Regions from separate parts of the Homo sapiens genome. Here region 2 is linked to region 1. A link is an interaction called in ENCODE POLR2A ChIA-PET data of the cell type or tissue named here. Cell type or tissue: PC-3. All regions are shown on one strand. Links, peaks and the distances in the headings refer to the core of each region. The heading gives the core; the rest is flanking DNA. Region 1 overlaps LOC105375431 (a long non-coding RNA gene). Region 2 holds the start of MIR4653 (microRNA 4653).

What was found. Peaks named below come from ENCODE experiments on the same cell type or tissue, not always from the same donor. Only the 100,000 strongest peaks of a DNase experiment are listed, where the experiment ranks them.
Region 2: POLR2A ChIA-PET joins it to region 1 with 17 read pairs; 4 of 35 experiments call an interaction of 5 or more read pairs at or near these places.

The regions. Positions count from the first base shown.
Region 1 is chr7:100,936,407-100,948,210 of GRCh38, forward strand. It overlaps LOC105375431 (a long non-coding RNA gene), which reads right to left. Exons shown (of 3, transcript XR_007060457.1): 2 at 10,161-10,345; 3 at 5,653-5,930. Among named protein-coding and RNA genes, the nearest start is that of MUC3A, 7.2 kb to the right of the region's middle. RefSeq lists an enhancer at 7,195-7,744. In PC-3, for the core only: no CTCF peak of the experiment used is centred there; a DNase peak (open chromatin) is centred at 6,075; H3K4me3 peaks cover 508 bases; H3K27ac peaks cover 1,039 bases.
Region 2 is chr7:101,157,226-101,166,709 of GRCh38, forward strand. AP1S1 (adaptor related protein complex 1 subunit sigma 1) reads left to right here. Exons shown (of 5, transcript NM_001283.5): 3 at 152-260; 4 at 1,834-1,971; 5 at 3,294-4,051. The coding sequence ends at 3,341. It overlaps MIR4653 (microRNA 4653), which reads left to right and starts at 2,248; the gene lies at 2,248-2,330. It overlaps VGF (VGF nerve growth factor inducible), which reads right to left and starts at 8,344. Exons shown (of 2, transcript NM_003378.4): 1 at 8,149-8,344; 2 at 5,284-7,638. The coding sequence starts at 7,618. The coding sequence ends at 5,771. RefSeq lists an enhancer at 1-335 and silencers at 5,513-5,602, 6,163-6,212, 6,373-6,512, 8,275-8,374. In PC-3, for the core only: no CTCF peak of the experiment used is centred there; a DNase peak (open chromatin) is centred at 2,786; H3K27ac peaks cover 2,253 bases.

The DNA.
Region 1 (11,804 bases), core at 4,763-7,262:
AGACAGGGTCTCACTCTGTCACCCAGGCTAAAGTGCAGTGGCACGATCCGGGCTTACTGCAACCTCCACCTCCCGGGTTCAAGTGATTCTCCTGCCTCAGCCTCCCGAGCAGCTGGGATTACAGGCGCCTGCCACCACACCAGGCTAATTTTTGTATTTTTAGCAGAGACAGGGTTTCACCACAGTGGCCAGGCTGGTCTCGAACTCCTGACCTCCGCCCGCCTCGGCCTCCCAAAGTGCTGGGATTACAGGCGTGAGCCACCACGCCTGGCCAGCCAACTTCTATTAATATTTTAGAAAAAGGGGATGCAAGTGCAGGTTTGTTACAAAGGTATATGATGTGATGCTGAGTTTTGGGGTATGAATGAATATGTCACCAAGGTAGTGAGCATAGTATCCAGTAGATCATTTTTTCAGCCCTTGCCCTGCTCCTTCTCTTCTACCTCTAATAGTCCCTGTGTCTATTGTTTTTATTTTTATGTCCATGTGCACCCAATATTTAGCTCCCACTTATAAGTGAGAATAAGCGTTATTTGGTTTTTTGTTTCTGCGTTAGTTAGCTCAGACTAGTGGTTTCCAGCTGTATCCCCGTTGCTGCAATGGACATGATTTTGTTCTTTTTTATGGCTGTGTAGTAATCCATGGTGTATGTATACTGTATTTTTCACCATAGATGGGCATCTAGGTTGATTCCATGTCTTTTCTATTGTGAATACTGTTGTGCCATGGGTGCAGGTGTCCTTTTGGTAGAACAATTTATTTTTTGGGGGGATAGTTACCCAGTAGTGGGGTTGCTGGGTTGGTTGGTACTTCGACTCATAGTTCTTTGAGAAATATCCGAACTGCTCTTCGTAATGGCTGAACAATTTACATTCTGACCAACAGTGAATGAGTGTTCCCTTTTCTCCACAGCCTTGCTGCCATCTGTTTTTTTTTTTTTAAATATATGAGGAAAGTCTTGCTCTGCCACCCAGGCTGGAGTGGAGTGGCATGATCATGGCTCACTGCAGTCTCAGACTCCTGGGCTCAAGCAATCCTCCTGCCTCAGCTTCCTTAGTAGCTGTGACTATAGGCACACACTACACCAACACACACAGATAATTTAAAATTTTTTTTTTTTTGGTAGAGATGAGGTCTCACTATGTTGCCCAGGCCGGTCTCCAACTTCTGACCTCAAGGGATCCTCTAGCCTCTGCCTCCCAAAGTGCTGAGATTTCAGGCATGAGCCACTATACCTGGTCTTTTTTTTTGACTTTTTTTTTTTTTTTTTTTTTTGAGGTGGAGTCGCACTCTGTCGCCCAGGCTGGAGTGCAGTGGGGCCATCTCAGCTCACTGCAACCTCTGCTTCCCGGGTTCAAGTGATTCTCCTGACTCAGCCTTCCGGGTAGCCAGGATTACAGGTGTGTGCCACCATGCCCGACTAATTTTTTTGTGTTTTTAGTAGAGACGGGGGCCAGGCTGGTCTCAAACTCCTGACCTCGAGTGATCTGCCAGCGTCAGCCTCCCAAAGTGCTGGGATTATGGGTGTCAGCCACCATGCCCGACCTTTCTTGACTTTTTAACAAAAGCCCTGATAAATGTAGTTATACCCTGACTTTGCCTCACTATAGGCCCCTGTGCCCACAAACTTCCTATGGTCACTTTCCTAATATCTAAGTGTAAAATTGAGATTAATATCCTCACCACCCTGCAGAATTCCCACACTGACTTCCTAACCTATAGAATAAGAAATGTTAGGATGAGACCAGTGGATGGCTCTTGTCAAAATAGTAAACCAAAAGCAATTCTGCACTGCTGCATTTAATCACAGTGATTTTTTTTTTTTAAAACAGTGTCTCACTATGTTGCCCAGGCTGGTCTTGAACTCCTGGGCTCAAGTGATCCTCCCGTCTCCCAAAGTGTTAGGATTACAAGTGTGAGCCACTGTGCCCAGCTGAAAGATTCGTCTTGACATAACAAAGAATCGCCCTCCAAAACCTATTAATGATTGGCCGGGTATGGTGGCTCACACCTGTAATCCCAGCACTTTTGGAGGCCGAGGTGGGCAGATCACCAGGTCAGGAGATCGAGACCATCCTGGACAACATGGTGAAACCCCATCTCTACTAAAAATACCAAAATTAGCTGGGTGTGGTGGCATGTACCTGTAATCCCAGCTACTTGGGAGGCTGAGGAAGGAGAATCACTTGAATCTGGGAGGCAGAGGTTGCAGTGAGGTGAGATTGTGCCACTGCACTGCAGGCTGGTGACAGAGCGAGACTCCGTTTCAAAATAAACAAATAAACATATAAAAAAAACCTATTAATGACCTTAGCTTTATAGATGTACTTAGTGCCATGGTCTGAATGTTTGTGGCTCCCCGAAATCCATATATGTTGCCATCTTAACCCCCAAGGTGATGATATCAGGAGGTGGGGCCTTTAGGAGGTGTTTTAGTCTGTTCTCACATTGTTATAAAGAAATAACTGACACTTCGGGAGTCCGAGGTGGGTGAATCACTTGAGGCCAGAAGTTCGAGACCAGCCTGGCAAACATGGTGAAACCCCTCTCTACTAAAAAATGCAAAAATTAGCTGGCAGTGGTGACACACACCTGTAATCCCAGCTACTCGGGAGGCTGAGGCAGGAGAATCACTTGAACCCGGGAGGTGGAGGTTGCAGTGAGCCAAGATCGCACCACTGCACTCCAGCCTGGATGACAGAGCAAGACTCTGTCTCAAAAAAAAAAAAAAAAAAAAAGAAGGAACTGAGACTGGGTCATATATATGTTTAATTGGCTTAGGGTTCTGCAGGCCATGCAGGAAGCATGGCTGGGGAGGCCTCAGGGAGCTTTTACTCATGGCAGAAGGCAAAGCCTGAGCAGGTGTCTTCACACAGCCAGAGCAGGAGGAAGAGAGAGAGTGGGGAGGTGCCACACACTTTTAAACAACCAGAGCTCATGAAAACTCTACCACAAGAATAGCACCAAGGGGATGGTGTTAAACCATTTATGAAGGATTCACCTCCATGATCCAATCACCTCTCACCAGGCCCCACCTCCAGCACTGGGGATTACATTTTAACATGAGATTTGGGTGGGGACACAGACCCAAACCATATCAGGAGGTGATTAGGCCATGGTGGTGGAGCCCTCATGAATGGGATTAGTGCCCTTATGAAAGAGACCCAGAGGCCAGATAAGGTCATACCCATAATCCCAGCACTTCGGGAGGCTGAGGTAGGTGGATCACTTGAGGTCAGGAGTTCGAGACCAGCCTGGCCAACATGGTGAAATACATCTCTACTAAAAGTACAAAAACTAGCAGGGCATGGTGGCACATGACTGTAGTCCCAGCTACTTGGGAGGCTGAGGCAGGAGAATCATTGATCCTGGGAGGAAGAGGTCGCAGTGAGCCCCAAGCCTGCCTGGGTGACACAGTGAGACTCTGTCTCAGGAAAAAAAAAAAAAAAAAAAAAAAAAGGAGACCTAGAAAGACCCTTGCCCTTCTACCATGTGAAGACACAGAAAGAAGGAACTGTCTATAAGCCAGAAAGCAGGATCTCACTAGACACAAAATCTGCCTTGATCTTGGACTTCCCAGCCTCTAGAACTATGAGAATAAATGTCTGTTGTTTATAAACTACCCAGTTTACAGTATTTTGTTGCAGCAGCCTGAACAGACTAAGATACTTTGCTGATTTTTTTTTTCTTTTTTGTAGCTGTCCTTTAATAGGTTGAGGAAGTTCCTTCTATTTACTAGTTTTCGGAGAGCTTTTATCAGTAATGGACGTCAGATTTTGTCAAATGCTTTTCCTGCATCTATGGAAATGATCATGTGGTTTCTCATCTTTAGACTGTTGACATAAGAAATTACATTGATTCATTTTCAAATGTTTAACCAGCTTTGTATCCCTGGGATTAACCCCACTTGGTCATGATGCATTATTTTTATGTATTGCTATGTTTTATTTCATAATATTTCCTTGAGGATTTTTGTGTCTATATTCATTAGGGCTATCGGTCTAGTTTTCTTGTAATGTATTTGTCTTGGTTTGGTATCAGAATAATGCTGGGCTCATAAACAAAGTTGGGAAGTGTTCCATTTTCTGAAAGAGTTTGTGTACAGTTGGTATGATTTCTTCCTTAAGTGTTTGCTGGAATTCAATAGTAAAGCAATTCAGTCATATTAGCAAGCTTAGATCTTTCTATAGGAAAGACCGTGGTATGATTTTTTTTATTATACTTTAAATTCTAGGATACATGTGCACAACATGAAGGTTTGTTACATAGGTATACATGTGCCATGCTGGTTTGCTGCACCCATCAACTCGTCATTTACATTAGGTATTTCTCCTAATGCCATCCCTCCCCCAGCCCGCCAGCCCCCAACAAAGTCCAGTGTGCGATGTTCCTGCCCTGTGACCAAGTGTTCTCATTGTTCAATTCCCACCTATGAGTGGGAACATGCAGTGTTTGGCTTTCTGTCCTTGCGATAGTTTGCTAAGAATGATGGTTTCCAGCTTCATCCATGTCCCTGCAAAGGACATGAACTCATCCTTTTTTATGGCTGCATAGTATTCCATGGTATATATGTGCCACATTTTCTTGTCTTTTTATTCATTTTCTTTTTTTGAGATGGAGTCTTGCTCTGTCACCCAGGCTAGAGTGCAGTGGTGCAATCTCGGCTCACTGCCAGCTCTGCCTCCCGGGCTCATGCCATTCTCCTGCCTCAGCCTCCTGAGTAGCTGGGACTACAGGCGCCTGCCATCACGTCTGGCTAATTTTTTGTATTTTTAGTAGAGATGGGGTTTCACCACGTTAGCCAGGATGTTCTTGATCTCCTGACCTTGTGATCCACCCTCTTCAGCTTCCCAAAGTGCTGGGATGACAGGCGTGAGCCACCACATACTTTTAAATAAAACGTACACCTCAATAAATTCACTAAGACCAATCATGCTATAGATATCTGGGCTTGCAATTCAAGAATAATATCATTAAAATAAAAGTTTTAAGCACACACTTTAAGATCACCAATGGTGGAAAACCAGTTTTAACAATAATATATTTATTTTTTATTTTATTTATTTATTTTTTGAGATAGAGTCTTCCTCCGTTTCCCAGGCTGAAGTGCAATGGCACAATCTCAGCTCACTGCAACCTCTGCCTCCTGGGTTCAAGCAATTCTTCTGCCTCAGCCTCCCAAGTAGCTGGGATTACAGGTGTGAGCCACTACACCTAGCTAATTTTTTTTTTGTATTTTTAGTAGAGACCGCGTTTCGCCATGTTGGCCAGGCTGGTCTTGAACTCCTGACTTCAAGTGATCCACTCACCTTGGCCTCCTAAAGTGCTGGGATTACAGGCATGAGTCACTGCACCTGGCCTAAAAATAATGTATTTATTATTATTTTATTTTTTAAAACACAGAGACGGCTGGGTGCAGTGGCTCACTCCTGTAATCCCAGCACTTTGGGAGGCTGAGGCAGTTGGGTCACCTGAGGTCAGGAGTTCAAGACCAGCCAGGCCAACATGGTTTAAAATACAAAAATTAGCAGGTCGTGGTGGCATGGGCCTGTAATCTCAGCTACTCGGGAGGCTGAGGCAGGAGAATTGATGGAACCTGGGAAGCGGAGGCTGCAGTGAGCTGAGATTACACCACTGCACTCCAGCCTGGGCGGCAGAGTGAGACTCCATCTCAAAAAAAAAAAAAAATTAAAAATAAATAAATAAATAAACTGAGAGTAGCAGTTTACGGTCTCCGCTACTCAGCAAATCCATCTTTTGGTTTCATTGTTTTGTCCCAAAGCTTCAATCAGGCTCTTGGTGACTGTTTACTGTCTGGTGTAAGGAGCAGGCCAGTGGCACCCTTGGTATTTATAGGAGGGCGATAGTTGCCTCCAGATCCACTGAATGTGGCAGGCTAGTGTTCACAGAACTTTCAGATGCACCAGACTCTAGGAAGAAGACAAGAGGAGACAGAAGAAATTAAATTAATCAGAGAAAGGCAAGATCCCATTTCCCTGATTTGATATGACTTCGCTGAACCTCCAGAAAAATCCTCAAGCTGACCTGGGCTTCCGTTTACGCAATCCTCGGAAAACAATGACCATATGAGAAATGTTTGCACAAGCTTTGAGTTGTTTTTAAAACCCCATAAATCCATAAATGTTGACATTTATTACTCTTAATGTGAGCATTCTTTCTAAGAGGATATGTTCCATATTTAAATTTATGAGGTTATTTTTCCTCCTTAGAATCAGAAACGATAGCATATTGCAAACAGAAACTGGCAGGCTCTTGCTCTCTCCCTCTCTTCCTTCTCTTCTCAAGCTTGGGTGTTTGCATTCAATCATAAAGGGTGTGATGAATTCTTCAAAACTGCATTAAAGCAGCGGCCATAAATGAAACTGCCAAAAAGAACGTGAAAAATAGTACTGGCTGCTTTCTGAAATGTCCCTGTGTGACCTTAGGTTTCTGGAGATTTTGTGCAAGTGTGAATTAAGCATTTGATTTTATCTTAGGAATAATGATGCTCGCATGAAACAGGCAAGGAAGGACAGAAAGAGAAGGAAAGAGAGAAACTGATTGAAGAAAAATAAACTTCACATGGAACAAACTTCACATGAAAACATGAGATTTTTTCTTTTTTTGGGATGGAGTCTCACTCTGTTGCCCAGGCTGGAGTGCAGTGGCACGATCTGGGCTCACTGCAGCTTCTGCCTCTAGGGTTCAAGGGATTATCCTGCCTTAGCCTACCAAGTAGCTGGGATTACAGGCGTGCACCCCCCATACCTGGCTAATTCTTGTATTTTTAGTAGAGACGGGGGTTTCGCCATATTGACCAGGCTGGTCTTGAACTCCTGACTTCAAGTGATCCACCCATCTCGGCCTCCCAAAGTGCTGGAATTACAGACGTGAGCCACCATGCTTGGCCGAAAACAGAAGTTTGAAAAAATTTATTGAAAAACATTTTGCCTATGATTCCAGTATCATAAACATACTATAGGACTCCAAAACCCAATAAAATTATACTGTGATCCTGAAAGTATCTTAAGAGGCATTTAATATACAATGTCCATGAATATCAGGTTGAACAGTGTGTTTTTAAAATATACATTTGTAAATGCTGTTTGTATATTACATATATTAACCCTTTGTCTGTCATTCAGATTGCAAACAATTCTGCCACTACTTTGTATTGTTTTGATAACTTTCCCCCACAAAATGTTACTTTTTAATGTAGTAGGATATGTGTAATTTTATTTTTACAGCTTTCAGCTTTCTTGTTTTGATTAAAATAGTCTCCTCAGCTCCCAAATTATACATATAGTCTCCTAAATTTTCCTTTGGAATTTTTAGGTGGTTTTTAAATTTTATTTATTTTTATTTTTTGAGACACAGTCTCACTCTGTCGCCCACCTGGGCTGGAGTGCAGTGGCGAGATCTCTTTGTGTGGCACACAAGGCCCCACCAGGGGTCTGATCCTGCTTGATGGGATCTTGATTTGCATAAACCATACCCCTGCTGGGATCCCAGCTGTGGTAGATTGTGTTATTGTTGAAAATATTTGCTTTCTCTCCCTTGGGTAGATCATACCTCCCTGTCTCGCTGATATCACGCTTGATGTCTGACTGGCAGTGCCTCTCTCTGATAGTATTTTATATCCAGGGCGACCTTGTGACTTGCTTTGGCCAATAAAATTTGGGTGGAAGGGACGCACATCGTCTCTGGAAAGAAGCTTCAAGAGCCAGCTGGTGGTTTTGCCATCTGTCACCCTCTACCACCATGAGACTGGCAATGTCCCAGACGGGGGTGGTTTGGCCAGCCCAGGTCCCAGAGTGAACATGGCATGGATGAGAGCACAGACATTGAAATGGGCAAGCGGCATGAGCAAGAAATACACCTTTGCTGTTGTAAGCCATATAGCCTTTAGGACTGTTTGTTACTGCAGCATAACCTGACACTTTCTGACTGCTACACCAAACTCGCTGGCTTTGAGAGACTTTACCCTTTTTTGCTTTTTTTTTTTTTGAGATGGAGTTTTGCTCCGTCTTGTACAGGTTGGAGCACAGTGGCATGATCTTGGCTCAATGCAACCTCTACCTCCTGGGTTCAAGTGATTCTCCTGCCTCAGCCTCCTGAGTAGCTGAGATTACAGGCGCCTGCCACCACGCCTGGCTAATTTTTATATTTTAGTAGAGATAGGGTTCACCATGTTGGTCAGGCTGGTCTCGAACTCCTGACCTCAGGTGATCTACCCACCTCGGCCTCCCAAAGTGCTGGGATTATAGGCGTAAGCCACTTCTCCCAGCCGAGGAACTTTACTCTTAAAGCCAAGTATCAGCTTGTCATCTACCCATCAAGCAAGCTGATTCCCCCTACCCTAGCCACCATGACTTCAGAGACAACTCTTGTGGGTCCCTGGACTCCCATCAGCTGATATTATCGGGACAACTGTAGCTGCAATTCACATAATCACACAGTGGCCAACCTTCCCAACCTCCTCCTGCCTCACTCACTCCTCCTGGGAGAAAGACTGACCTATTCCCCAGCCCTAGTTTCCTTTTTTTTTTTTTTGAGACAGTCTCATTCTGTTGCCCAGGCTGGAGTGCAGTGGCATGATCTTGGCTCACTGCAGCCTCCACCTCCTGGGTTCAAGCGATTCTTGTCCCAGAGCCTCCCTAGTAACTGGGACTACACAGGTGCGTCACCCTGTTCAGCTAATTTTTGTATTTTTAGTAGAGACGGGGTTTCTCTATGTTGGCCAGGCTGGTCTCACACTCCTGACCTCAGGTGATCTGTCCAGCTAGACCTCCCAAAGTACTGGAATTACAGGCGTGAGCTACTGTGTCCAGCCCATAGCCCTAGTTTCAACATGTCCCTCCCTAATCCTTGATATTTGGGGGCTGGTCCCGGCCTGTACGTTTCTGGATTCACGTCTTCCCCCAGGTACCTGTGACAAAAGTGACCTTGGAGGGAGACCAGTGCCCCCCACTGACTTCCTGTGCATTCCATTTCAGTGTCACTAGGAAGGGACCCGATGGCAAGTGTCACTGATGATTGGGCCGACACTGCCATCGTCAGCATAGTCTTCCCACAGCTCTGCTCCTTCCTTCTCCCCAGCAATCCTCTTGCCTGTCTTGAGCTCTGGCTGGAATCTGATTAATTTCTGGAGCCAGCTCCCAGTCTCAGTTGTGTGTGGGCAGCCTACAGTCAGCAGCATCTGACATTACAGCCATGTCTCCCAACCCCAATAGAACACTCTTTTCTCTTCCATCTTCTCCAGCTTCCCCACGAAAGCTGGACCCCAATGTGGGCATGGGGCATTCTCAAACCGCAGACAGAGGATTCCTGCAGTCTTAGCTCATCCATCACCTCCCTGAGTGGGGCGGGGCTCCTACCCAGGCTCTGCAGGGAAAGTGGCCACTTGTCCCCATTCAGAATGCAAAGATGTCACCTTTCCCTCTCCCTTCTGGGCAGGCGTTCAAATGACTGTGCTCCCAGCTAGGAGATAGTAAGTTTGCATCATGGGAGAGATTTCAGTAATGAGCACCATTAATTTCAGGAGTGGGCCAGATGTGGTGGCTCACACCTGTAATCACAGCACTTTGGGAGGCCAAGGTGGGAGGATTACTGGAGGGCAGGAGTTTGAGACCAGCCTGGCCAATATGGTGAAACCCCATCTTTACTAAAAATACACAAAAAAATTAGCCAGGTATGGTGGCACATATGCCTGTAACCCCTGCTACTTGGGAGGTTGAGGCAGGAGACTCTCCTGAACCCATAGGCAGAGGTTGCAGTGAGCCGGGATCACTCCATTGCACTTCAGCCTGGACGACGGAGTGAGACTCCACCTCAAAAAAAACAAAAAACAAAAAAAATTCCAGGACTGGAAAAGGTCACTTCCTGATTGCACATGACTTCCTGGAGGAGGTGAGGAAGGTGTAGAACTGTAAAGGAAAGGTGGGATTTTCACAGGTGAGAGAAAGCGGAGGAGCAGGAGGGCACTGCAGGTGTAGGAATGGCTCAGGCAAGGGCCTGGAGTGGAGCAGAGGCTGAGGTTGGGGGTCTGGTGGCTGGAGCAGAAGGGGGTGTGGGTATTAGAGAGGTGATGGACAGAAGGGGTGGTGGATGGGGGTAGATCTGGGATCCATCTCCCCAGGAGCCTGGTGATCTTTACTTACAACAGGAATCCATTTTCCATTTACGTCTGTGTCTCCAGAACAGTGATGGGAATTTTATGGTGTTTGATACTTAAAAAAAAAAAAAAAAAAGACTGGAAACCCCCGAAACCTCCAGCTTGGTTTGCAGCGTCTTGGCTGGCTGTGGTGCTTGACCATGTGGCTCAGCAGTTTCCACAGAGACTGCTCTGAAAAACAACAACAAAACTTTTTGCAAACGAGTATCTTCATGCTGGGCAACTTGATCAAATGTATTAAGAAATTGAAGTGGAAGACCCCAAGAGTAGCCCTGCTCCCTGTTGGCCCCTCCCCTGAGTTACCCCCAGTGGTGTCATTGTCGGGCTCTGAGCTCCACCTCATTTGGACTCTTTAGCTTTTCATTTCTTTGCTCACTTCCTCAACTTGACCACACACACTGAGGCCAGGGCTATACAATGTGTCCCCTGGATTTTGGTGCAGCCATTTGCACAACCGATGCGCAGGCAGTGTCACTTGGTGGGTATGCACAGCGCCTCTTATTTAGGGTCCCTTCAGTGACTCTCGATAAGGACAAGGTCCCCCAGGAGACATGAGAGGCACAGCCCCTCACGAAGATCTCCCAGCGGGCCTGGCCTCAGAGAGTTCGCTGGCTGCCTTTGCAATCCTGTCCCTTGGGCCTGCTGGGAAGAGGAAGAGCTGCAGTTTCTCTCCGCAAAGCTTCTTCCCTTAGGGATGGTCAGACCTATTTAGATCTATTTTTCTTTTTATCTTTTTTTTTTTTTTGTAGAGATGGGTCTCGCTATATTGCCCAGGGTGGTCTTGAGCTCCTAGCCTCAAGTGATTATCCCGCCTTGATCTCCCAAAGTGTTGGGATTACAGGTGTGAGCTACTGTGCCTGGTCTGACCTAATTTTATTTTATAATTTTTTTTTGAGACGGAGTCTCACTCTGTCACCTAGGCCAGAGTGCAGTGGCGGGATCTTGGCTTACTACAACCCTCACCCCCTGGGTTCAAGCAATTCTCCTGCCTCAGCCTCCTGAGTAGCTGGGATTACAGGAGTGCACTATCATGCCCGGCTAATCTTTGTATTTTTAGTAGAGACGGGGTTTCGCCATGTTGGTCAGGCTTGTCTCAAACTCCTGACATCAAGTGATCCGCCCACCTCGGCCTCCCAAAGTGCTGGGATGACAGATGTGAGCCACTGTGCCTGGCCCTGACCTAATTTTATATTCATAATTTTTTTTTTTTGAGACAGGTTTTTGCTTTGTCACCTAGGCTGGAGTGCAGTGGCTCGATCATGACTCTTTGGAGCCTTGACCTCCTGGGCTCAGGTGATCCTCCCATCTTGGCCTACCAAGTAGCTGAGACCACAGGGGCACACCACTATGCCTGGCTAATTTTTTTTGTGTTTTTTTTTTTTTTTTGGTAGAGATGGGGTCTTGGCATGTTGCCCAGGCTGGCCTGGAACATTTGGGCTCAAGAGATCCTCCTGCCCCGGCCTCCCAAAGTGCTGGAATTACAGGCGTAAGCCACTGAATCTGGCCTGAGCACAGTGTTCTGTAGGGTGACTATTCCATCTTCTTTCTGGGTTGAAACAATCGTTTGGGCTGTTTCCAATTTCCATCAAAATTGCCATAATCGAGAGTCAATAAACATCCTCATGAATGC
Region 2 (9,484 bases), core at 1,638-4,137, 220 kb after region 1:
GCAGGTGAGTTACTCTTTACATGCCCTAGGGCCACCTCACCTGTGGCCAGCCAGGGCACAGACCACCTCCAGGCTGGTGAGAGGTTTGAGACCAGAATGCCTGGGTCCTGAAGCAAGCTTGTAGCGATGTCTCATGCGCTCCTCTCCGCAGATATGCCAGCCTCTACTTCTGCTGCGCCATCGAGGGCCAAGACAATGAGCTCATCACACTGGAGCTGATCCACCGATACGTGGAGCTCTTAGACAAATACTTTGGCAGTGTAAGTCTCCTCTGCCCACCAGTTTCCATTCCCAGCAATCCCCTTTGGTAATCCACCAAACTTTGAGGCCCCTCCAGTCTCTGCCCTGGAAGTTTCAGGGGAGAGGTGAAGTTGGAGCAGTAAGAACAGTAATTAATTTCCCTTTTTAAGCTTTAAGCCTATTAACCATGTCCCATAATCGTCCCTGAGTGGGGAAACTGGGGGCAGGATCAGGCACTTAATCTCCACTTAGAGCTTAGCTCGGACTTTTCACACAGAGACCAAGTTCAGATGTTTTGATTAGTTCAAATTTTTATTTTTTTAGAGACACAGTCTCACCCTATCACCTGGAGGAATGCCGCCTATGGCTGGAGTGCAGTGGCACAATCGTAGCTCACTGCAGCCTTAACCTCTGGGCTCAAGCCATCCTCCTGCCTCAGTCCCCTGAGGAGGTGGGACTGCAGGTGCACACCACTATGCCCAGCTAATTTTTGTATTTTTTTTTTTAAGAGATGAGGTCTTGCTATGTTGCCCAGGCTGGGTCTCTAACTCTGGGGCTCAAGTGATCCTCCCACCTCAGCCTCCCAAAGTCTGGGATTATAGGCGTGAGCCACTGTACCCAGCCCCATATTCAGATTTTTATCACTGGTTGCTGATCTTGGATTTGCATTGGAGTTTTCTGGAGAATTTTTTTGAATGGCAATGTCCAGGTTCCACTCCCAGAGATTCTGAATTAACTTATCTGAGGGACAGCTCAGATCTTAGATGGGGCGTAGTAGTAACTCCATAATTTGTGTTATAAAGTGCTTTTGCGTCCTCTCGTTTGCTCCTTATCCCATCCTAGCAGTAGGTGTTGGTATCCCCATTTTTGAGGCCAGAAAACTGAGACTTAGAGATGTTTCATGACTTGTTTAGCTAGATGGTTAGTGGCAGAGCCCTGCTTGGAACTCAAGTCTTCCACCCCATGGTCCAGAATTCCCTCTTTCCCTGCCCCACAGTGTCCAGGAAGCGGGGCTACCACAGCCTTTGGTGGGAAGAACGTCACAGATTTTGGGGGGAAGGCAAGGGGAACCATAGACAAAGGTAGATAAGGCAACTAATGTTTCATGATCAGGAGGAAAGATGCAAGAGGAAGAGGGAAAAAAACTGATCCAAGGCAAGGCGCGGTGGCTCACGCCTGTGATCCCAGCATTTTGGGAAGCTGAGGCAGGTGGGTCACTTGAGGCCAGAAGTTCGAGACCAGCCTGGCCAACATGGCAAGACCCTATCTCTACAAAATATTTTAAAAATGAGGTGGGCGTGATAGCATGCACCTGTAGTCCCAGCTACTCAGGAAGCTGAGGCAGGAGGATCACTTGAGCCCAGGAGTTTGAGGCTGCAGTGAGCTGTGATCATGCCACTGCACTGCAGCCTGGACGACAGAGCAAGAGACCCTGTCTCTAACAAAATAACGAAACAAAAAAACTGAAAAAGCTGACCAATGACTAAGGCTTGGAGGTTGGGGGCAGAACCCAAGGTGGGAGGCACGGTCTTGAAAAGGAAGTGGCTCCAGTTGCCCCTCCATGCTCAACTTAGCCTCTCCCCGCCCTCCCAGGTGTGCGAGCTGGACATCATCTTCAACTTTGAGAAGGCCTACTTCATCCTGGATGAGTTTTTGATGGGGGGGGATGTCCAGGACACCTCCAAGAAGAGTGTGCTGAAAGCCATCGAGCAGGCTGACCTACTGCAAGAGGTACGGGCCAGGGACAGTGAGGAGGAGGAGGAAGCGCACAGTGGCGGACAGGGTCCTCCCTCCCCTGGACACCCGGCCTGCCCTGCCCACCGTCGCCAAGGAGCCCCCCCTCCCTGTGGTATCTGACCCCCACCACGCCCAGCTCTCCAGCTTACTCTCAAGCCCTGACCCCATGGGGTGGGAGGTAGGGTGGCAGATAGCCCACCTGTGCACCCCTCATTCCAAGCTCTGTCCTTCTCCCAAGCCCCCAGATGTCTCGTGGCCACCCAGTCTCCTTTGTCCAATTCTCTGAGCAAGGCTTAACACCAAAGGGTTAAGGGTTTGCTCTGGAGTTAAGGGTTGCTTGGAGAATTGGAGAAGGGGCACCTGGTAGGTCATTCTTTTCTTCCCTGATTTCTTCCCCCACCTCTCTTTTTTTTTTCTTTTTTTTTTTTTTAACACACACATACTCCAAAGCCTCTGCGTCTCAGGAGGAAAAGGCTATGGGGATTTGGGGGCTGGCAGAGGGCACCTGGATGTTGGTTCTCCCTGCTCCCCAGCGCCCCCGCCCTCACCCCATTACTGCCTGCCCCCTCTCTGCTGTGCCATCACCGAGCCCTGGTGCAGGGAGATGAGTCACCGGAATCTGCAGTGATGAGCGAGCCCGGCCTGAGCTGGCTCTGAGGAGGGGGAGAGATGGGGGGCGAGGGAGGGCTCATCTTTGCAGTGGGAGAGAGGGCAGAACTGAACTTGCCACCTCACTGGTCGAGCTTCACCTTCCCACACACGCACACACACACACCCTGGCGCGCACACACACACACACACACACATGCCCTGGCACACACACCCATCGTGTCACCAGTGTTGCGCTCAGACCCTAATGACGCATCTCCCTGCAGCCTGGTTCACCTTCCCTCAGGGACCTGGCACTCACCTCCCTCTGCCTTTTCCCCACTCTGAAAAACAGGACCCAGTCAGCTGTACCCCCCAGGGCCCCAGAAAGATCCCCCACCTCCTTGTCCCGGCTTCACTCCCTTTACCCCCAGGTGTCAAGGCGGGGCCCCTGCTTACCAAGGTCCTGGCTTTGGGTTCTCTGGGTGGTGACGGACTCAACCTGGACCCCCCCTGCCACTGTTGGCTGGCTCTGGGGCTGGCCCTGGGAGGCTGGTGGGTGCCCCATGAAGGGCTCACTGGTCCGGCCTTGGGCTCACATTGGCTTCTCTCCCCCTCCCCCGTGTCTGTGCCTCCCCCGTCTGACTCTTCCTCGTGACTGCTGTCTTGCCCACCCTGTCGGCCTCTCCTGGTGTCTCTGCGTCACCCTCTGTCTGTCTCTGCCTTAGGAGGATGAGTCGCCACGGAGTGTGCTGGAGGAGATGGGTTTGGCATAGCCCCTGCTGGGCCGGGGTGTGGCGATGGGGTCCTGGCAGCGTGGCGGGAACGGCTGCTTCTCCTCTGCCCAGGGCCCTGTTCTTGGTGGGACTCGGCTGCCCCTCCTCTGCTGCCTCACCTTTCGGAGTGAGCTGTGGGCTCAGGCCCTTCAAACATTCCCTCCCTCCACCCCCTACCTCCACTTTCCCCTTTTCCCACTGAAGGTTTTAGAAGCTAGGAGGCAGGAAAATGTGACCCAGATGGGGGTGCTATTTGGCTTTTATTCCCTGCCTTTGCAGAACTGATGTCACCCCAGATGTCCTTCCCTCCCTAATAACTGTAAATATATAAATATGTCAGGTTAAAGGGAAAAGGTGTTCAGGGCACTTCTTGTCCTCTCTGTCCCATAACCTACCTCCACCCTCCCCCTAGCCAGCCAGGCAGCTTCTCTGCCTGGGAGGGGAGCCTGGACCCCCCTCTTTCTCCTTGGCTGCAGTGGGGCCTTTATCCAGTGCCAGGGAGGAACAACATAGTTAATTTTTTTCTAACCTTGCCACTTTGAGGGAAGGAAGGGTTGGGGGAAGGGCAAGCTTTATGGGACCCTGGTCCTGGCCCTGGCCTTTCACTCCAGTTCTGGGTGAGGCAGGAGCTGGGAGGGGTGGGGAGGGGGAGGGGGAAGTGTCTGCCTTTATGTCCTTTCTTCTGAAATAAAAGTAAAAGCATTTCTGGACTTTGCTGGCCTTGGGCTCTGTGAAGGAAGGCAGGGCTGCTGGCATCATCGGGAGGCCAAGGGGATCCTGCCAGCCTTGGGAAGAAACGGAGAGCACGCAGTTAAATGAGAATTCCAGATACACAACAAATCATTTTAGGGATAAATGTGTTGCATGCAGTGTTTGGGACACATTTAACTCTAAAACTGCATCTGTTGTGTATCTGGAATTTCAGATTTCATTTCCTGTATTTTATCTGGCCACCCTACCTTAAACGGATTTTTATGCCCAATGCGTCTCCAAACGGGCTGCCCCCAACTCCCTGAGCTGCCTTTATGGAAGGAGGAGCAACTCTTCAGGATGCGGGTCTGTTGTGGGTGATTTCGTTTGCCCAGTTTAGTTTTATTTGAATCAGTTCACAAGTACCTGCGATTAGAAAAGGCTTAAGATGGGAGGCCAAGGTGGGGAGGTCGCTTGAGCCCAGGAGTTCCAGACCAGCTGAGCAAGCTGGCAAAACCTCATCCCTACAAAAAATGCAAACATTAGCTGGGCATAATGGTGCACACTTGTAGTCCCAGCTACTCAGGAGGTTGGGGTAGGAGGATCACTTGAGCCCAGGAAGTCGAGGTTGCAGTGAGCTGTGATTGCACCACTGCACTCCAGCCTGGGCAACATAGTGAGACCCTGTCTCAAAAAAAAAAAAAAAAAAAAAGTTAAGAAGTGGCTTTAGCCAGCATGTCTCTGTGGCTGCCACTCCCTCCTCCCCGCATTTCTTGCAAAGTACCTAGGACCAGGAATGTAGGGATCAGTGGAGGGAGGTGGGTGGGTGAACACAGGAAACTCCGGCATTACCCGCGCGGCCCCAGGATCTTGGGAAAAAGGAGCCCACTGGCACCCAGAGTTGTGGCACCTTCTGCGGGTCGCCTTTTTCTTTTGAACCAGAGGTCGCTGGACTGATCGCAGACAATTGGCTCTTTTATTGCATTCCGCTGGGCCTCTCTCTGTCAAGCCCTGGGGAAAGATGACTTTACCACCAGCCCCCAAGCTGGAAGTGGAATTTCGGGTTTCTTAATGGGTGCGAGCCACATTCTTCTCCTCTAAAAACAGTTTGAGGACTTTCCCCACTTACCCCTTGCCTTAGTTTGGGGGCAGGAAGCAGGAGGAGACGGGGACTGTGGCTGGCGCTTCCCTCACCGCCCCTTGGGAAGGACCACACAGGCCCAAGGGGACGGGTGAATAACCGAGAACAAAGTCCTAATAAAATAGTCACTTTTATTTCTTAGCAAAACTATTTCCTCCGTGAGGGGTATTTACAACAGAGAAAGGAAAGAAGGGGTCAATTCACAGCGACTTGGAGAGGCTGGAGGGGCTCGTGGGAGGCCCGAAGGGCTGGAGACAGACACACTTCACACAATTAACTGGAACTGCTTTTTCCGGTTTCCGACGGGGACGTCCCCAGAGGGACTTGATGGGGCCGGGGCCCCGCGTGGCAAGGGAACTCGCACAAACCACCCGCCCTCCTGGGCTGGCCCCCGGTCACCCGCGGGTGAGCTCTGGGAGTTCGGGCTCAGGACCCGGGAGGGGGGTCTGGCAGGTCCCGACGCAGCCCGGGGACAGGGGCAGGGCCAAGGGGCAGGGCCGGGGCGCATGCAAACACCGAGGGGGAGCGGGCAACACGGAGGGGGGCGCCGGCGCGCGCGCGCGGCGGGGGCGCGCGGGGGCGGGACCGGGAAGGGCAGTCACGGGCGCCGGAGCAGCACGTGCTCGATGTAATTCTCCAGCTCCTCCTGCTCCTGCAGCCGGCGCTCCTCCGCCTCCGCCTCCTCCTGCGCGCGCCGCGCCTGGGCCTCCCGGCCGGGATAGTGGCGCGAAGGCGGCAAGGCGTGGTGGTAGTGGCGGCGGCGCAAGGCCGAGGGCGGCTGCAGTGTCCGCGGCCGGATGTAGTTGGGGAAAGGGTGGTACGGCCCTGGCGGGTACACCTCGTCCTCCTCCCGATCCCAGGGCGGGAGCACCTCGTTCCAGTCCGGCAGCTCGTCTCGTGCGGGAGCGGGGGCGGGGGGCGGGGGCTGCGGGGAGCGGACGTGGGTGGGGGCGGGGGCGGCACGGGGGGGCGGCACGGGCTCGGGAGGGGCGTTCTTCTTCCGCTTCCGCTTCTCCTCCACCTCCTCGATGATGCTGACCACGTCGTCCGCTGGCAGGTGGAGTTTGGTGGACAGCTCAATGAGGCTGTCGATCGTCTGCGGATCCATCTCCTCGTCGTCCTCCTCCTCCCCGCCCTCCTCTGTCCCCTCGGCCTCCTTCCGCCGGTGGCCCGGCGTCTCCTCCTGGGAGCGCTTGTCCTCGGCGCCGGCTTCCCCGTCCTCCTCCTCCGCGAACAGGAGCGCGTTCTGCCGCGCCCTCTCCGCCTCCTCCGCCTCTGCCTCCGCCTCGGCCGCCTCCTCATCCTCTTCCCCCACCCTCTCCTCCCCGCCGCGTCTCTCCTGCTCCGCCTCCTCCTCCTCCCTTGCACTCTCTCGCTCCTCCGCCGCCTCCTGCAGCCCCCGACCCCCGAGGCCGCGCTGCCGGGCCCCGCCCTGCAGCAAATACTGGAGCAGCAGGTCCGAGGCGAGGTCGGCCAGCCGCTCTTCCTGCGCCGCGGCCTGCCGCGTGGCCTCCGCCTGCCGCCGCCCGGCCTCCACCTGCGCCAGCCCTTGCTGGAGAAGGCGCTCGCCCGCCTCGGAGCCGCCCAGGAGTGCGCTCTCCGGCCGGCGCGCCTTGGGGAACGGGGCGGCCACGCCTTGGTACGCCTTGGACAGGGGTGCCAATGCCTCGCCTAGGTGTGTTTTGGGGGAGGACACTCCTTCCCCGAACTTGTGGGTTTCGGGAAGGGGCCCGCTGTCGGGCATACGCGCCTGGAATTGAGAGGGGGCCGGGGGCGGCAGGGGCGCGCGCTCCGGGACACGCGCCTGGAACTCTCCCCAGGAAGCGCGCCATACGCGCTCTGGCCCCGGGCTCTCCAGATTCACTCGGGTCAGCGTGTGCGTGCGGGTTTCCGTCTCTGCTGCCGCCGTCTCCTGCTGGCGCTTGGCGCTACTTGGACTGAAATCTCGCAGTTCCTGGAGCAGGGACGCTAGCGCCTCGAGCTCCTCGGAGGGATCGCTCGCCTCGGGCCCATTCTCCGGAGTCTGAGGGCGAGGCGGAGCCGCGGGCTCCGGGCTCTCCGGCGCCGGGAGGCTGTGGGTCTGGCTGCGCACGGTCTCGGTCAGCAGAGCTTCAGCTGCTTCTTCCTCCGGCCCCTGCTGGGAGCCGCTTGGTGCCGGGGGTGAGGCGGGACGGTCGAGTGCCTGCAGCAGCACCGCGGCCAGCGCCCGGGGATCCACGCCCTGGAAAAGCTCTCCCTCGTCCTGCGGCTCGGAATTCCGAGCGCCTCGGACCTCTGGGGCGCTGCCATCCTTTGGCCCGGGCACTGCGTCCCCGGCTACCGGCTCTTTATGCTCAGAGCTGAGAGGAGGAGGCTGCGCCTCAGGGCGACCAGGGGGTGCTGCCCCTAACCCGTTGATCAGCAGAAGGCAGAAGAGGGCGGAAGCCGACAATCTGAGGGCTTTCATGACCAAGAGGCTGCCGGAGACTGAAAAATAGAAGGGACCAAAAAAAGAGGATTTCTGTAAGAATTCCCCTCTCTAGGTCTACGTTCCCTTCCCCCACCTTTCAGCAGGAAACCCGGGGCTTCCCTGATCCCCCAAACCTTACCCAGAAGAGGAACGTTTAGGAGCAAAGGAGGAAGATGTTGTGCCGATCTCTGGAGCCGTGTAAATGGGAAAATAACCCCCGAAGCCCTCGCTTACCCAGGGCCTCCTCGGCCCCTTCCCTGAGCCATCTCACTGCCATCGCCCACGTACTAAGCAGCAGCAATATGGGGGAAAAAAAAATCTCTGCTCCCTCCCCGTAGGACTCCCCGGATGGTGCGTGGGCGACTTCAGCAGCAAGAGAAAAAGCTGCGACTCCCCCGTTTACCGGGGACCCTTACCAGGGGGCTCCCCGCTGTGTTTGCAACACCCCCATCGAGAGGAGAGAGAACCCTCCCTCACGCCCACGGCTGGCTGCCGAGGGTTTGAGGGACGAACAGCGGAGTATTTACCAGCTGGTGTCACGACGCGAGAGGTGGAGAGGAGGGTCGGGGCAGGGTGGGGACAGGGGAAGATCGGGACGCGTCCGCCTCGGCTCCGAGCGGTGGCCGGGGTAGGAGCGACGGTCGAGGTCTGGCGTCCCGTGGGCTGGGCTCAGCTGGGTCGGCGCGGCTCCGGGCGGCTAGCTCGCTCCGGCTTCAGCACGCTGGACAGCGCCCGCGCCTCCACCGCCTTATAAAGGGGAGCGCGCGGGGTCACGTGGGCGCGCCCCGCCCCATTGACGTCAATGTTCATTCATGGGGAAGCGGGCGGCCGCCCGGAGGAGGAAGGACGCCCGACGATTGGAGGGTGCCTGCCTCTCCCGGCCTGCGCCTGCGCGCTGGGGCCTTCGGCTGAAGGGGTGTGCGCTAGCGGAGCTCCGGGAAATGAATGAATGAATGAATGAATGAAATGCTGAAGCGGGCAGGGCGGGGGGCTATGAATGAATGAAGGAGGGACGAGGAGAAAAGGATGAATGAATGAATGGGAGAATGAATGGAAGGGTGGATGCAGAGGCGCTGGAAGGCGGGAGGGTGGGTTGCAGAGCAACTTGGAGCTGCTGGATGGAGCCCGCGTTGCTGAGTGGAATAGAAAAAGGGTAGTCCCAGCGTCTGACTGGGCACCAGTGGGAGCTCAATACTGGGGAGGGGAAGGATAAAGATTCAAGAGCCGACCAGGGGGCCGGGTTCCCCACCCCGAGACCACGCGCCCAAGGACGGCGTGAACCTGAGTGCAGAGGGACAGATCTGCACGCCTGCGGGCGCTGTCCGCGAATCGGCAGTGCGGGTGGCAGCCCCCTGACAGGGGCAGATGGGTGGATCTTGCGGTTTTGGTAATCCCATCGGGAAGGGTCCGAGTCGGAAGAGAAAAGGGAAAGAATGAGGATGTGTGTGCCTCTGGGTCGTGTCTGTTTCACGATCCGTGCTGTGTCTGGAGAAAAAGGTGTGTCTGTCCTTCTGTCCCCTGACTGCCGCTTGTGTCAAGGCCCCCCGCTGTGCCCCCTTCGGCCCATCTCTTCCCACACTCCCCCAGTCGCTTTCCCTCCTGCCGCTCCCCTCCCCCAAGGACGTTTGGAGGGCGAGACCAGAGCAGGTGGGGAGGGGGTTGCGCAGGTGGGGGGGGGGTGACTCAACTCCAGCTCTCTCCACCGCTTAAAGGGAAGGTTTGAACGCGATGGGAGGGGGACCTGCAACGTCAGAGATAGCCCCTCTCTGCCACCAGCCCCTTCGACCGTATCTCCTGCCAGAGAGGTTGGGGCTGGGGGCTTGGACAGCTAGAGGTTCCGGGGGTGGGGGGCGATGACGCACA